Regions from separate parts of the Homo sapiens genome. Here region 2 is linked to region 1. Evidence: read pairs that join two places in POLR2A ChIA-PET (ENCODE). Cell type or tissue: PC-9. All regions are shown on one strand.

The links. Peaks named below come from ENCODE experiments on the same cell type or tissue, not always from the same donor. Only the 100,000 strongest peaks of a DNase experiment are listed, where the experiment ranks them.
Region 2: POLR2A ChIA-PET joins it to region 1 with 5 read pairs; 1 of 35 experiments calls an interaction of 5 or more read pairs at or near these places.

Annotation. Positions count from the first base shown.
Region 1 is chr6:126,720,464-126,722,963 of GRCh38, reverse strand. LOC105377992 (a long non-coding RNA gene) reads right to left here. Exons shown (of 5, transcript XR_001743836.2): 5 at 1,136-2,381. Among named protein-coding and RNA genes, the nearest start is that of MIR588, 240 kb to the right of the region's middle. In PC-9, no CTCF peak of the experiment used is centred here; a DNase peak (open chromatin) is centred at 1,013; H3K4me3 peaks cover 360 bases; H3K27ac peaks cover 2,500 bases.
Region 2 is chr6:126,037,664-126,040,163 of GRCh38, reverse strand. TRMT11 (tRNA methyltransferase 11) reads right to left here. Exons shown (of 13, transcript NM_001031712.3): 13 at 888-1,459. The coding sequence ends at 1,328. Among named protein-coding and RNA genes, the nearest start is that of TRMT11, 52 kb to the right of the region's middle. In PC-9, no CTCF peak of the experiment used is centred here; no DNase peak of the experiment used is centred here; H3K4me3 peaks cover 222 bases; H3K27ac peaks cover 796 bases.

The DNA.
Region 1 (2,500 bases):
GGAGGCTGAGGTGGGAGGATAGTCGGAGCCTGGGAGGTCAAGGCTACAGAGCCGTGATTGTGCCACTGCACTCTAGCCTGGGCAACACAGAAAAACCCTGTGTCAAAAAAAACTGTTAGTATTTTATAAATTAGGAAAATAAGAAAAATTAAGTTTAGAGATATTTTTACCTTCACTTTTTTTCCCTAATACTATATATTGAACATCTAATTTGTGCCTTACACAGGATGATCGTTTGGAGATAAAATGGTAAGCAAAAATATTCAAGATCTATCCTTTCATTGGATTTCCAAAGGAAAAGCATCTGGTTAATAAATCAGTTATTAGGTGGCAGATCAAGTATTCAAATTCAGGACTTCCTGATGCCAAAGCCAGGACCTCACTAGTGTTTCTTTGTCAGCCTTTCTCAGTAAAGAAGAAGAAAAATAGTGTCAGAAGCTGGTCAGTCCCTTTTATATACGGCCTCCAATTGTTCCAGGTATAATTAAACCCTAAGAAGGCAAACAAATTTTCCTCCCACTTAGCATCTACTGTTAGATTCTTAGGAATACTAGCCAAACGTCATATTCTATGGTTGACTAGTGTCCAGTGGAGAGGCTATTTCAGGTCCAATAATATATTTGATCAGACATTTGGTTACCAAATAAACACATCCAGTAGTATAGATTCTGGATACATTTAGTAATTATGGATGCTGTTAATGAAAACACCATATTAACTTTTCAAAAACATTTACTTTAGTCATAAGTTTCAATTTTTGTCTGCTGACTCTATATTTTAAGTGAATTTACAAAATGTATAGATGTTTAAGTAGGATTATAAATCCAGAGCTTTTGTGTGACTTGAATCCCCTCCTGCACTTACTTTTCTGCCAAGTAAATGTGTCATACATAAGTCTCATACCTATTTAACAAAATATGTCAAAAACTTACATCATTTTTTCTGCACTCCCAAACAAGTTCAGGATAGGGAAATCATTCCATCCTAGTTGTGGCACACATGAGTCAAAAATCAGGAGACTCACACATATTTCTAGGTGACGTGATCACTTAGTCATCTACTCACAAGCAGATTAAGAGAAAGAAAAAAAAGCAAGACTTCAAAAACAAATCACCAACAGAGGCTGGAAAACCAGTTTCAGCAAAGCAAATCAACCTTTATTCTCAGGGCTAGCTACTTTCTTGTTCTTAATAAAGAACTACTCTTCCATGCCACACTTCCCAGAGGCCCAAATGACCACTCCATGTTGTCCCAGATATGATTCAATAGAGCAGTGTCTTGCTGACCCAACCTCTTACAAATGAATACCTACCTTCTATTGATAATAGCTACCCTTATATTTCCTTGAAGATAAACCAAAAACAGCACTAAAGGAATTTAGAAAATATTTATGCATGCAATCTTTTAAGTCCAGAGCTTGAATGGTATTATCTGCTTACTGAAAAGAGTAAACATTCTGGAATGTATTTTTGGTGGTTACATGAATGGCAACTTACTTGCTGCAAATATGCCAAGTGTATATTGCAAGGGCTATACATATTGCTTACTGGTTCAACATGCATTTCTTTCCAGAATGCCAAGAAATGTTGCTCTAGCTTCTGTTGGTGCTCTATTAATGCAGATGCAAGGCTAACAGCAGTCCTCTCCTTTCAAGTCACTTTGATTACATTAACCTGCATCAGTAGATATGGCACCCCATGAGTGGTACAAAATGCAGTAGTGTACTGGGAGTACCTTTAGAGCCACATTTGAACACATTATGAAATATATGCCTCCTTTTCCTAATGAAAATGGAGCCACATTTTCCTGTTCTTTCAGCCAGATGGAATTATGATTGGTGTGTGCTTGCCTTTTACATTACTATTTGATTCCATAATAAGAACCACATGAGACAATTTTATTTTATTGGTTCTTCAGTTGCCAACATGGCTTTTGTACAACTAATAAAATAAATAAAAATATTTCCCCTGTGGTTTTTCATATAAAATACATTTGTTTATGAAGGATAAGCACATACCAATCAAAACCTGATCTGGCATGAGCAATATTGTCGTGCTTTTTCTCATTAAATAGGAAGCAAAGGAGTATTTATTAGTTTCCTAATAGCACAGTTGGCTCAGACTGGCATATACCTATGTATTAGATACTGAAGGTATTTGTTTAGAGAGCAATAGGTTAGGCTGGTGTCTTGGCAAAAGTTTCAAAACCTAGTTACTAATGAAAATATATTTCCTGGGAGGGCACATAATGAAGGAAGTAAAAAGAATAAAAAGCTGCATAGCTTCTTGGTGTCCATGGTAACTGAGCCATGATCTTCTTCAGAGGGAGCTCCTGAAAAAGCACTGCTGGCATTGCATCTTCTGTACTGCAACCAAGGAAGCCTAAAATGAACCACAACAGCATGTCTAAAGTTAGTGGCCTGCCATTCATAGAGCACAGGCCAAGATTTTGAGAATGAACTGAAAGGTCACCTTTTAAGTATACTTGAATGTAACTCATA
Region 2 (2,500 bases), 680 kb after region 1:
ATCTCATATTCCAAATTGAGTCAGTGACAAAGTTTCAAACTCACCTCCCATATAACCTCGAAACATTTTAAATAAGATGGTTTAAACAGAAAAACTGAAAATAAATCATCCTTGAATACTTTTAGATTTCCCCCCAGTGTACCACAAATCACATCCAGAAACCCAAACAAAATAATCAGTGAAATGTTTGAGATCTGCTGCTGAAATCCTGAACTGCAAGACAAGAAAAAGAGAGCAAAGCAGATAGCCTGATGTCTCTTTGCTTGGGCAGCACTATACTTTTAGAGGTCCTAAGCTGTGCACATTAATACTCTGAGTCCATAAAAGTCAGCAGTAACACTAAAATAATAATAATAATAAATACAGGCTCTGGTTAGAGAGAGAGGATCCATTTACTGCCACCCTGCTGAGGTACATTTGACCACCAAAGGCAAGAAAGCTATTAGCATCCTGAATTAATGGGTATAGTGGTTTTCAAGCAAGATATTTTCATGATGGACACAATGTGGACTCAGCAAAGTTTCTCCTTCAAGAAAAATATAGCTTCTATTTCAAAGGGCACTGATTAGGCTTAATACCATTAAGGAACCATCAAGCATTTGTGTTGCTGTTACTGCTTTTAACTATCCGTTACTTTCTAAACCAAAAATTGTGGGTAGTTAACTTGAGCAACAGTCAACGGTTAGGAATGCAGGAGCAAATCCAAGGTACAAAAGAGCTTCAAATGTAGACAGGCCTTAAGGAGTTTGGAATCTTTCTAGGTTGTCAGGTCTTAGCCTTTCTTATCATCACTATTAGCATTGTTATTCCTTCCTTGTCTGGAATTTCTAAATAAAAATTTATTTCCCTCATCACATCCCCCATGAAGACAACTAGATATGACACAATTTTAGAAATTCTCAATATGGTTTATTAGTGGCAATGTAAATCGATGACAACCAAAAACCAAATAAACATATCTACCAAATGAATAAATTCTTAACTACTATTAATTGCATATAATATATCCAGCAGATGTTTTAAAAGTCAACAATATTAATTCCCTTTGTAGATTAATTGTAAAAAAATAACTGTTTTGAGTCTATCTCCATCAGTACTTGAAAGTACAAATATACATTAAATAAGATTATAAAGACTGTAATACATACAACAAAAAAGTCTATAAAACAAAGATAACTTTAAAAGCATTGCTCAATTTACTTTGTAGCTTTTCTATATAAAATATTTTAAAACCGTACCTATTTTCTGGATCATACATGAAAGTTCACATCCAGATGTCTTTTTAAATCAAATTCTTATTCTTTCTTCATTGTCAAAATCTTAATTTTCATTCCTGGGTGGATTTTTCTTCCTTGGCAATTCTTTTTGTTACCCCACTAAAATATTTCTCACGGAAGGAATTATGACCTTGGTATGGCAGAAAATGATCACTTAGCAGATGTGAATACTGGTCCCGATTCTGTTTGGTTGGAAAATACAAAATGTAAAAATTATTTCTTTAGTTAGCTTATACCAAAGCAGTTGTTTACCTTAAGCAAAATCTTAAGCAAAATCTCACTCTCTAGTGCATATTTATCTTCCTTCACTACTTGAATTAGAAATATACCATCACTTTACATCCTTATCATGCTTGGATATCCAAAGTGTTTTCATTTACCTCATTAAAGCCTCACAAAAGACCTCTGTACAGAGGACAAATTTCTTTTTTTCTTTTTTTTTTTTTTTTGCCTCAGGGCAAAGAGAGTGGTTCCAAGTAACAGAGTCAAGGCTATAACTTTCTTCTGATTCCCAGTTCAGCACACACTGAAGTCATCTGTGCCTATGGATAAAAAGTACTAAACAAGGAAGCTTCTACTCAAGAAAAACATGTGAACCAACAAAATAATGCATTTGTGTGAGGTCATACAGACACACAAAATTGTCTGGGGGTATTTCTATATTCAGTTAATGAAATAAACAATTCGTGGAAACTTTAAGTGAACATAGTAGATGAAGATACAGGCTAAACAAGAGATTTCCATACTTGTAGACTTCACAGACAAGTAAGGACTACTGCTCAGACTGACGTCTAATGGTAATAGCAACCTGGGTTAATGTCAAACATATTTTGGCTTAGAAAATTGAGGTTCCTGGCAGGAAACACTGAAACACTGGCTTCTCATCCAACTGTGAAAAATATCTAATTAGACATAAAATTTCATTTCCCATGTGCTTCTATAAATTCATATTCAATTACACCTGGATTAATGTGATTTTTGAGGACAGGTATGGAGACTTAAATGGAAAACATGAAGCCTAATTTTTTATCCAGATTTCAGTATCAAAATGGTAGCTAAAAATATAAAAATATATCTGGAATATAACAATCCTCAAAATATTTTTTCATTTTTGCAAAAATATTTTTGCCTGTATAAAATGAGTACCTTCATTTTTCCATCATACCTAGCATTAATAAAAAAAATCCAGGTTTAGCCAAAATAATGTTGGCACATTTGTTTAT